Linked DNA regions of Homo sapiens: region 2 is linked to region 1. Evidence: read pairs that join two places in POLR2A ChIA-PET (ENCODE). Cell type or tissue: PC-9. All regions are shown on one strand. Each heading gives the region's core, and the rest is flanking DNA. Links, peaks and the distances in the headings are about the cores only.

Evidence for each region. Peaks named below come from ENCODE experiments on the same cell type or tissue, not always from the same donor. Only the 100,000 strongest peaks of a DNase experiment are listed, where the experiment ranks them.
Region 2: POLR2A ChIA-PET joins it to region 1 with 13 read pairs; 2 of 35 experiments call an interaction of 5 or more read pairs at or near these places.

The regions. Positions count from the first base shown.
Region 1 is chr11:62,805,900-62,811,276 of GRCh38, forward strand. It overlaps STX5 (syntaxin 5), which reads right to left. Exons shown (of 11, transcript NM_003164.5): 11 at 961-1,729. The coding sequence ends at 1,570. Among named protein-coding and RNA genes, the nearest start is that of NXF1, 3.1 kb to the left of the region's middle. RefSeq lists an enhancer at 10-59. In PC-9, for the core only: no CTCF peak of the experiment used is centred there; no DNase peak of the experiment used is centred there; H3K4me3 peaks cover 396 bases; H3K27ac peaks cover 587 bases.
Region 2 is chr11:63,619,619-63,624,995 of GRCh38, forward strand. ATL3 (atlastin GTPase 3) reads right to left here. Exons shown (of 13, transcript NM_015459.5): 13 at 4,469-5,377. The region is part of intron 1 of LNCROPM (lncRNA regulator of PLAAT3 mediated phospholipid metabolism); the gene reads left to right. Among named protein-coding and RNA genes, the nearest start is that of LNCROPM, 6.0 kb to the left of the region's middle. In PC-9, for the core only: no CTCF peak of the experiment used is centred there; a DNase peak (open chromatin) is centred at 2,983.

The DNA of each region.
Region 1 (5,377 bases), core at 148-5,147:
AAGTTGAGAATTAGAATGTGAGCTCGAACGTTGACTAATTAAGGGCTTTTTTTCCTCGAGGGCTTGACTCGGCAGGTACTATGCCTGGCACATGGTAAAAACTCAACATATATTTGTGAAATAAATGAATTTGTGTTATGAATTTCCCCCACCCCGCCCCGCCCTGAGTTGCTGAGTCAAATGATACGACATCTGTCAGGGGTTTGGCGAGCATTGTCTTCACAGACCTTCCATCAATGGCGTCCCCTACTAGAAACCCATCGTGTCAACGGGGCAGACAGTGAAGCTCACCAGCAGTGGCAACTTGCTGGAGATGCCGAGGAGGACATTTTAAAATATCAGGGCCTTGGGCTCTCCTAGACCCCCAAAAGCACCACCACCAGCCCCTGACTGTTGTCTCTATAGCTTCAACTTCCTTTGGAATGTATGAGACAGGGGCACTCGAGTGACCTCAGAATGTGGTTGTGAGTCTCGGTCAGGAAGAACAAAGCACACTAATCTCCCTGGACGGTGGGTATTCTGGGCAGGTGTCTCCATTCTCTGTGACTGGCTTTGATTTGGTGAAGTGCTTGGAGGGAATCAAAAGCCTCAACTGGAGTTGGGAACAAATTCTTCACCTTCCACTCCTGGAAGCAGGCAGAGCTTCTGCCTCGCTTAGCTCAAGGAAGAATTACGGCCAAATAGTTGGAGGATACAGATGAAACAGGTCCAAACACTGCTTGAGATAGTCCTGGAAGTTGCCCCCAATCAGGGACCCCCTCTGGGATCCTGCTCCCCTGTGTGAAAGGAAGTTTCCACGCTAATGAAGTGTTGCAACACTTGGTTCTCCCCTGCCTAGAGGCAGCTGTGTGTCAGAGCCCAAAATAGCCTGTGTCAGCAGTGATACCTGGCAGAGCCATTAGCCCAACCCTTTCAGTTCTGGTACTGGGCAGTGGGCTCTCTCCACTCGCTGCCTAGGCCCTTCGACGCTCCCACCCAGAAATGATGACATGGCTAGTGAGGCTGACAGTCTTGCTGTAATTGGGAGAAAACGAGCTGCAGCACATTTGGCAGATTGAGTCACCAGCAGCCAATGTCAGGGGTTGTGCAGGCAGCTGAAGGGCTCAGGGCTCCCTGCCTCACATGGTGAAAGAGGAAGAAAGAGGTCAATTGGGAAAATTGGTCCCTGGGGCTGCTTCCTCTCTTCACTCACAGGAAGGTGGGTAAGGGCATCATCTCCCTTTGCTGCCAACGCTTCCTTTGGGAGAGGCTGGAGAGGGTTTATAAAAATCTCCTAGTGGAAACAACCTCCCCCACTGGCCCCCAGCTGGCCTCTGCTCCCTTCCAGTCACTTCACAGCAGAGTTCAAATCTAGAACCCTGTGTGTTTCATAGGCCTGAGGGTGGTGGGGGGAGGACAGGGTGGCCAGAGGCAAGGGGTGGGGGATCAGGGGCAGTGGTCATTCTTAGCAGTTCCAGGGAAACAGGGCCTTTCTCCCAAGTACCCTGCACAGGCTCAGTGGCAGCACTGGCCACTTGCCTTCCCAGGAGGGTCCCAAACCCCAACAGAGTGCCTCAGAGTAGAGAGGGTTCAAGCAAGGAAGACCACAAAGATGATGAAGAAGACAATGAGGATGAGGAAGATTTTGACCATGAGCCACCGGTTGGAGGTGACAGACTGGAAGTACTTGAGGATCTCTGAATGGGCGGCCTCAACGTCCAGCTGGGCTCCTAGCACGTTCTCGTCGATCCTGGGGACAAGGCCGGGAGAAGAGGAAACAAAAGGACACTGGATTAAAAAGAATGCTGTTGAAGTCCATTTATTGACATGGAAAGATGGTCACAATATGATCCCATTCTTATATATATTTGTGTATAGAAAAGGCTTTGGAAGGGTACTATAAACAAGTTATTTCTGGTTTGAAAACCAACTCTGCCATTTATTAGCTTAAGACTCTAAGTTAGTCTAACTTCAAGCTTCATTTTCCTCACCGGCAAAATGAGGATAACCCAAACCCTACCTTCTCTCAGGCTACTGTCTGTCTTCAATGAGTTAGTATAAAGTCCCTAACCCACAAGAGCCCCGAAAATGTTAGTTACAATTTTTCCTCATCAGTATTTACATTTTTATCTGGTGAGTATGTATTATATTTATTGTAAGGGGAAAAATGTTCACAGACCATTGCAGTCAGGAAATCATGGTTCTGAGTGAAAAAGGAAAACATAATGACACGGACAGGAAATCAGGGGATAAAAAAAGCTCTATGGCCAACCATGGTGGCTCAGGCCAGTAATCCCAGCACTTTGGGAGGCTGAGGTGGGCAGATGGCTTGAGCTCACGAGTTTGAGACCAGCCTAGGCAACATGGCAAAACCCCATCTCTGCAAAAAATACAAAAATTAGCTGGGTGTGCTGGTGTGACCCTACAGTCCCAGCTACTCGGGAGGCTGAGGTGGGAGGATAGCTTGAACCCAGGAGGTTGAGGAGCTTGATGCTGCAGTGAGATTGTGCCACTGCACTCCAGCATGGGTGACATAGCAAGACTGCCTCAGGGGGAAAAAAAAAAAAAAACACCAAAAAAAAAGGTATATGGACCCTAGTTTTGGCCAGGCTGTAATCCCAGCACTTTGGTAGGCCCAGGCAGGAGGATCACTTGAGCCTAGGAGTTGGAGACCAGCTTGAACAACATGGTAAGACACTTGTCTCTACTAAAAAAATAATAATAAATAAGTATATTGGAGGATGTGAGTAGATTACATGCAAATATGACAAGATTTTATGGGACTTGCGGATGCATGGATTTTGGTTTCCTCTGGGGCTCTTGGAGCCAATGCCCCACAATACCAAGGGATGAGTGTGCTTAATCTGATAGTTAGCACCTTGAACAAGTGATTAAATTGACATCAGCAATAAAAGGGATAACCTCATCAAGTGCCTACTAATGTAATCATCGCAGCACTAATTTAATCAGTGTTAGATTTAATTTAACATTGAACAAAACAAGTTGATGTCATGAAAAATAAAACAAAAGGCCCACTGAAGACACACATCAAATACAAAATGTGAATCTTCCTGGGTCTTAAATTGAAAGAAAAAAGATAAAAACTTTTGTTTTAAATATCAAATGGGGGCCGGACATGGTGGCTCACACCTGTAATCCCAGCACTTTGGGAGGCCGAGGCAGGCCGATCACGAAGTCAGGAGATTGAGACCATTCAGGCTAACATGGTGAAACACTGTCTCTACTAAAAATACAAAAAATTAGCCGGGCATGGTGGCGGGCACCTGTAGTCCCGGCTATTCGGGAGGCTGAGGCAGGAGAATGGCTTGAACCCAGGAGGTGGAGCTTGCAGTGAGCCGAGATCGTGCCACTGCACTCCAGCCTGGGTGACAGAGCGAGACTCCGTCTCAAAAAAAAAAAAAAAAAAAAATCAGATGGGGAAACTTGAACATGGGCTGATTACTGGATCATGTTGGAGAACTGTTAATTTTCTTAGTTTGAAAATGACATTATGGGCAGGGCGTGGTGGCTCACACCTGTAATCCCAGCACTTTGGGAGGCCGAGGTGGGTGCATCACGAGGTCAGGAGATGGAGACCATCCTGGCTAACACGGTGAAACCCCGTCTCTACTAAAAATACAAAAAATTAGCCAGGCGTGGTGGCGGGCGCCTGTAGTCCCAGCTACTCAGGAGGCTGAGGCAGGAGAATGGTGTGAACCTGGGAGGCAGAGCTTGCAGTGAGTGGAGATCGCACCATTGCACTCCAGCCTGGGAAACAGAGCAAGACTCTGTCTCAAAAAAAAAAAAAAAAAAAAAAAAAAAAAAAAGACATTATGGCTGTTCAGGAGAATGCCTTATTATTAGCATGCTGTAGTATCTAGGAATAAAACAGCATGAAATTTGCACCTACTTTCAAATAATTCGGCAAAAGAAAGAGGGGAAAGGCTGAATGTGGTGGCTCACGCCGATAATCCCAGCACTCTGGGAGGCTGAGGTGGGCGGATCACAAGTTCAGGGGTTTGAGACCCGCCTGACCAACATAGTGAAAACCTGTCTCTACTAAAAATACAAAAATTAGCTGGATGTGGTGACGTGCACCTGTAACCCCAGCTACTCAGGAGGCTGAGGCAGGAGAACCACTTGAACCCGGGAGGCGGAGATTGCAGTGAGCTGAGATCTCGCACCACTGCACTCCAACCTGGGTGACAGAGCAAGACTCCATCTCAAAAAAAAAAAAAAAAAAGAAAGAAAAAGAAAAAAAGTGACAAAATGTTAACAATTGGTGGCCAGATCTGGCCAACGCCTGTAATCCCAGCACTTTGGGAAGCCAAGGTGGCTGGATTGCTTGAGTTCAGGAGTTCAAGAACAGCCTGGGGAATATAGGAGACTCTGTCTCTACAAAAAAATTTAAAAATTAGCTGGACATGGTGGCATGTACCTGTTATCCCAGCTACTGGGGAGGCTGAGGTGGGGGGATCACTTGTGCCCAGGAGTTTGAGGCTGCAGTGAGCCATTATTGCGCTACTGCACTATAGCCTGAGTGACAGAGTGTCACCTTGTCTCAAAAGAAAAGAAAAAAACAAATATGAAAACAAAAAAAGTTAGTGACTACAGGTGAAGGGAATATGAGTGTTTATTGTGCTATCCTCCCAACTTTTCTGTAGTTTGAATATTTTATGAGGTGAAAAGGAAAATGACTGAGCAACATTAGATCAGTGGTTTTCACACCTTAGGAAAAATAAGAATCACCTGTTGAATTCTCAAATATAAAAATTCTCAAGTGTCACAACCAGAAATTCTAGGTTGGGGCCCAAGAATCTGCATCCCAAAAAACTTCAGACTTAATCAGTGGTTTCTAGAGCAAGTGCTGAAACCCAGATCCACTGGCATGCAGGGAGGAAGCATATGAATGTCTACACCTATTTTAAAGATGGCATCCTTTCATAAATTTATTTTGTATATGGTTGCCCATAAATTCTACTTCCTTATTTCTTTTATGCTCCAACATACTGTAAAATTGCTACTGAGCCATTCCACTGAAAATACTGGCACTGATCCAATTAATTCAAGCCCCTCCTGACTCAAACACATCCTTACCTCGAACTTTCTTTCTCAGGAGCAAGGAGAAATAACCACTCCTTAAAATTCTTCTATCCCAAGTTCTAAGGACACATTTCTCTCTCTGCTTTCTTCTCTCATCTTCCTCAACCTTCCTCCTCAGTCTGGCCAGATTCTTCCCTTCTCTACATACCCCCTGACTCCATGGGGGATCTGTCCTGACCTTTTTTTCACTTTACCCAGTCTCTGGGTGGTCTATGCCCAGGGTTTCACCAAGAGGCCACTGTCCTAAGTCCTTACCTCTAGCACTGCCTTCTCTTCCAAACATCAGAACATGAAA
Region 2 (5,377 bases), core at 198-5,197, 810 kb after region 1:
TCTGTCTCAAAATAAAAAAATGTAAAAAAAAAAATACATTCCCCAAAGACAGAGCAACAAATGAAATGATGCTTATAAAGTGCTGAGCCCTCAGATCACGAGGTCAGGAGATTGAGACCATCCTGGCTAACATGGTGAAACCCCGTCTCTACTAAAAATACAAAAAATTAGCTTGGAATGGTAGCAGCGCCTGTAGTCCCAGCTACTTGGGAGGCTGAGGCAGAATGGTGTGAACCCGGAAGGCGGAGCTTGCAGTGAGCTGAGATCGTGCCACTGCACTCCAGCCTGGGTGACAGAGGGAGACTCCGTCTCAAAAAATAAAATAAAATAAAATAAAATAAAAATAAAGTGCTGAGCCTGACGTCTGGCACGTGGTAAATCCTCACACAACACACGGTGGCTGTTATTAACATGAGAATAGGTATGTGCCCATCAACATCACATGATCTTCACCAGCTTTCTGACAAGGAGACTCAGAGGCAATATAAATACCATAGCTTTATGTGCCTTATCACTCATCAAACAAATTACGGAGCACCCTGAGCCAGGGACTGACTATAAGGTCATCCAAACCCAGGATGGACAGGTTCGGTTTTGAGGCAGCCGGGCTGACTTCTGCCTTTCCTCACCCTCTGCTTCCAGAAGCACCCAGATGTCACCTCCCTTATCTTTTCCTGTTGCTGTGCCAGAAAAAAAGCAAAACAAAACCAAAAAAAAATCATACTGGGAAGGGGGAACAGTACTGAGGGCTATGTATTTTCACTTCTCACACAGTTCTCAAAAGAGGAGCTCTCTAAGAAAGGCCCCGGGACTTACTGAGAAACTGCCCCATGATGCCACACCATCACCAACAAGACGGTCCTTACCCCCCGCACAGAGCAGGTGGACAGGTGGACTGTGATGCCAGGATCCAACTAGTGTCCACCTCCAAAGCTTCCAGGCTTTTCTGCATAGCATGGCTATGAAGCCCCATTCCTCTTGTGATAAGGAGGAAACTATTAATTTTTTTTTTTTTTTGAGACGGAGTCTTGCTATGTCTCCCAGACTAGAGTGTTGGAGTGCAGTGGCATGATCTCAGCTCACTGCAACCTGCGCCTCCCAGGTTCAAGCGATTCTCCTGCCTCAGTCTCCCAAGTAGCTGGGATTACAGGCCCACGCTACCACGCCTAATTTTTGTATTTTTAGTACAGACAGGGTTTTATCATTTTGGCCAGGCTGGTCTCGAATTCCTGAACTCAGATGATCTGCCTGCCTCAGCCTCCCAAAGTGCTGGGATTACAGGCATGAGCCACCATGCCTGGCCAGTTTTTAAGTATTTGTAATCTCTCCATTCTCTGCCTTCTAAGGAGGATAGATGGATCCTCCAGAATCCATTGTTTTGCTGACTCTCTGAGGAGGAATAGCTGAGCAGGTGGGAGAAAATTGCACAGGCTAATTTGCTTTGCAGGCCTAATAGGCCCAATGGGGAATCTGAGCAAGCTGGGTGACACACAGGAAGGCCAGGGCAGGAGAAAGAAAGGGTGCAAGGGTGACGAGAGAAAGTGAACAGGGAAACTGCATTTTGTTTTTTTTTTTTTTTTTTTAGGGAAACTGCATTTAAAGGGAAGCTGTTTGCAATGCTTCTTTGCACACAAGGAACAGAATCCACAAAGTTCACAACAAGGAACAGAAACCACAAATTTCACAACATGACAACATTCAAAATGGGAGTATGTCTCAAGTGCTCCACCAGCCAGCTGAATGCAGGGTTTTCACAGGTGTAAAACATGTGACTATGCCAATTTTGATAGTTTCCTCTGACCAGAAAAATCAGGCTTTTATGAAAGAAACCAAAAGTGAAGTATAACTTCCTTCTGAATCCCCTTTGAAACCCAAGTCCTACTGAAGAGGAAAGAGAACAAATCCCTATTGAAATGCCCTGAAGAGCTTCCACTGCCTAAATGTGCAGCATAACCATCTCTACCTTCTCTTTAAAAAAAACATTCTAGAGGCTGGGCACGGTGGCTCACGCCTGTAATCCCAGCACTTTGGGAGGCTGAGGCGGGCGGATCACAAGGTCAGGAGTTCGAGACCAGCCTGACCAACACGGTGAAACCCCATCTCTACTAAAAATACAAAAATTAGCATGGTGGTGCGTGCCTGTAATTCCAGCTACTCAGGAGGCTGAGGCAAGAGAATCGCTTGAACCCGGGAGGCATAGGTTGCAGTGAGCCGAGATTGAGCCACTGCACTCCAGCCTAGGCACAGAGCGAGACTCTGTCTCAAAAAAAATAAGATAAAAATAAAAATAAAACATTCCAGAAGGCCAGGACTGGTGGCTCACGCCTGTAATCCCAGCACGTTGGGAGGCCAAGGTGGGTGGATCACATGAGGTCAGGAGTTCAAGACCAGCCTGGCCAACATGGCGAAATCCCGCCTCTACCAAAAATACAAAAATTAACTGGGCATGGCAGCGGGCGCCTGTAATCCCAGCTACTCAGGAGACTGAAGCAGGAGAATCGCTTGAACCCGGGAGGCGGAGGTTACAATGAGCCAAGATTGCACCACTGCACTCCAGCCTTGACGACAGAGCAAGACTCAGTCTCAGAGAAACAAACAACAACAACAAAAAAATTCCAGAACCTTTAACCTGGGAAATGTCCAGGTTTTGTGTCTCTTGTTGTTCAATGGCCATTGTTAACTGGAATTGGTTATCTGTAATGGATTATTTGTTTTGGTCTGCCCAGCAGTCTTTCATTTGGTGACTCCATGTGGTTCTGGTGGAGCTGTCAGTCATAGCACGTGGTCATCACTCTGACTACAGACACCTGCACCCTAGGTCTGGCTGGTTATAATGCCTCAGAGGCCAGGCTAGTGTTGACCATGGAAGGAGCATGACTCAAGCCAAACAAATCAGAAGCCTTCTCTGGAATGGAGATATACACACGTGTTTTTTCATAGGTAGCTCAAAAAAAAAAAAAGCCTGTTTCCTCAGGGCACATTAAAGTGGGATGACATAAACCTGGAACCACTGGTGCCTGTCCTCCCCTGGGGCATGGAGGAAACCTATCTGCAACAGCAGATAAATAGGTCACTGAACACTGAAATAAGAGCCCTGTTGACATTTGAGTTCCTCCAGTGCCTGATGTCAGCTTTACCCCTATATGTCCGATTACAAGAAACTTTTTCCCAGTTAACAATTTTTTCCTTCTTTAAGCTAATTAGAGTTGGACTTGTCTTTTGCAAAGTGATATATGATAATCAAAAGCAAGAATGTCAATGCGCCAAAGACAAGCCAGCTTGCTTGACTGCTCCCCATCTATACAGGACCGCATTCGTCACCCTGGTCCTTCCTTCTCCCCAGTTTATGCTGAGAGCGTCTACACATCAGTGTAGATGGTGGCACCCAAGTCCTGAATCTTTGTTTTCACCATACTCTTCACATCATCAGCCTCTGAGTTTGCCCCTTCCCTGCTAAACTGTGATGAACTCAAGGGCAGCACCTGGCAAAGCACCTGACACATGGTAACAACCAGGGATGGATGGTTGGATAGAGAAAGTCTGCTGATCCCACCCAGTGTTTCCAACTTGGGAAGAAATCTTTTTACTGTAGGGCTAAATGGGGTATGTCTAGCTATTTGTCGTATTTGAGAAGTTCAATTCAATCTCCTCACTGTGTCCATCAGTGAAAGAGAAAGCTTTAAGTAGAGATTTACGTTCCCTGCCCCCACCCCTGAAGAGCAACTGTTTAATCAGCTGGCTCCAGATGGGGCAACTAAATGAAAGTGCTACAAATTCAGAGGTCTTCACAAGTCCATGTTACTGTAAATGAAATTTGCGTAATTTTTTTTGAGAGACAGGGTCTTGCTGTTGCCCAGGCTGCAGTACAGTGATGGGACCGTAATTCACTGCTGCCTCCAACTCCTGGGCTCAAGTGATCATCCTGCCTCAGCCTCCAGAGCAGCTAGGACTACAGGTGCGCACCGTCATGCCTGGGTTTGTTTTTTGTTTTTTCCAGAGACGGGGTGGAAGGTGTCTCCATATGTTGCCCAAGCTGGTCTCAAAACTCTTGGGCTCAAGTGATCATCCTGCCTCAGCCTCCCGAGTAGCTAGGACTACAGGTGGGTGCCACTATGCACTTTTATTTTGTAGAGACAGAGGTGGAAAGTGTCTCCATATGTTGCCCAAGCTGGTCTCAAATTCCTGGGCTCAAGCATTTCTCCCACCTCAGCCTCCCAAAGTGCTGATTACAGGAGTGAGCCACGACACCTGGCCCTTGTGCTCACTTTTAAGCAACCCTGCCAACAATAGAGCCTTCTCCAGGACTATGCTAGTAAGACACTTGTTCAGTGTCGTTTTGTAGGACAGAGAAAGCTAACTCAAACCACATTGCCACTATCCCGTCAGAAGTCTTATTCACTTTGCCAAGCCAAACTATTTCACAGAACCTCCCATATTAAAAACACAGAGAAAGAAAACACAGATAACATGGTGTTGTGATCTTTATTCCATTAAATGATCTTACAAATTGGAGTAAAACAGAAACATGCTTTTAATATACTAATAGCATAATCTCATCCCATTGCACTTTTTAAAAACTATATTAAGTTTCAAAGCCACTCAAAGGCAAGGGTCTAGCAGACAGTACTTTTAACAAATCATTTTTTAAAATAAAAAAACCTGAGGAAAATTTGTGTATGTACAAGATTAGTATTAACTCCTTTAAGGCTTACATCCATGACAGCATGTATCTAATTAGAAAGCTATGGGAATCAATGCTACCTTCCCTTGCTCATAAAAACATTTAAACTGTAGTTCTGGCACACGAAATTTGCCCCAAAGAAAAATGTCTTTCAAAGCCCTTCTGTCCCTAGATCTGTTTTGCAAAGTTTCTGATATGGGGTACTTAGGTCACTAATGACAGGAATTAGGATCTTGTCTTCTTTCTTGTTCATTATTTTTATTTGTGGCTTAATGTTTCACCTGTATGTGAAAGATTTGGGGGTTCAAGTCACAGTGCTGAATTTTACTTTTTAAAAGAAAAACTATCAAAAATTGCTTTTAAAAAATCCTAATTACATTAGAAAATAGGATACCTGTACATTCATTTTTCAGAGAAGGCACTATGACAATGGAGAAAAACAGCTTTAAAGAGCTTAGATAATCCTCTGAATTAAAGGCATTCTTACTACTTCTGAACACAGAAAACGCCTGGGGATTGTACTGGCAAGAGACCACCTATTCTAAACCTCAGGTACAAAGTGTCCACTTGCCTCCAGACAATACTGAATTGTACTTTCTCCTTGGTACTTCCCATTCGATGAAGCAGTCTCTCTCTGTGGTCTCTGAACCACTATTTATAAAAGTGATGACTCCAGGACCACAGCCCATACCACCT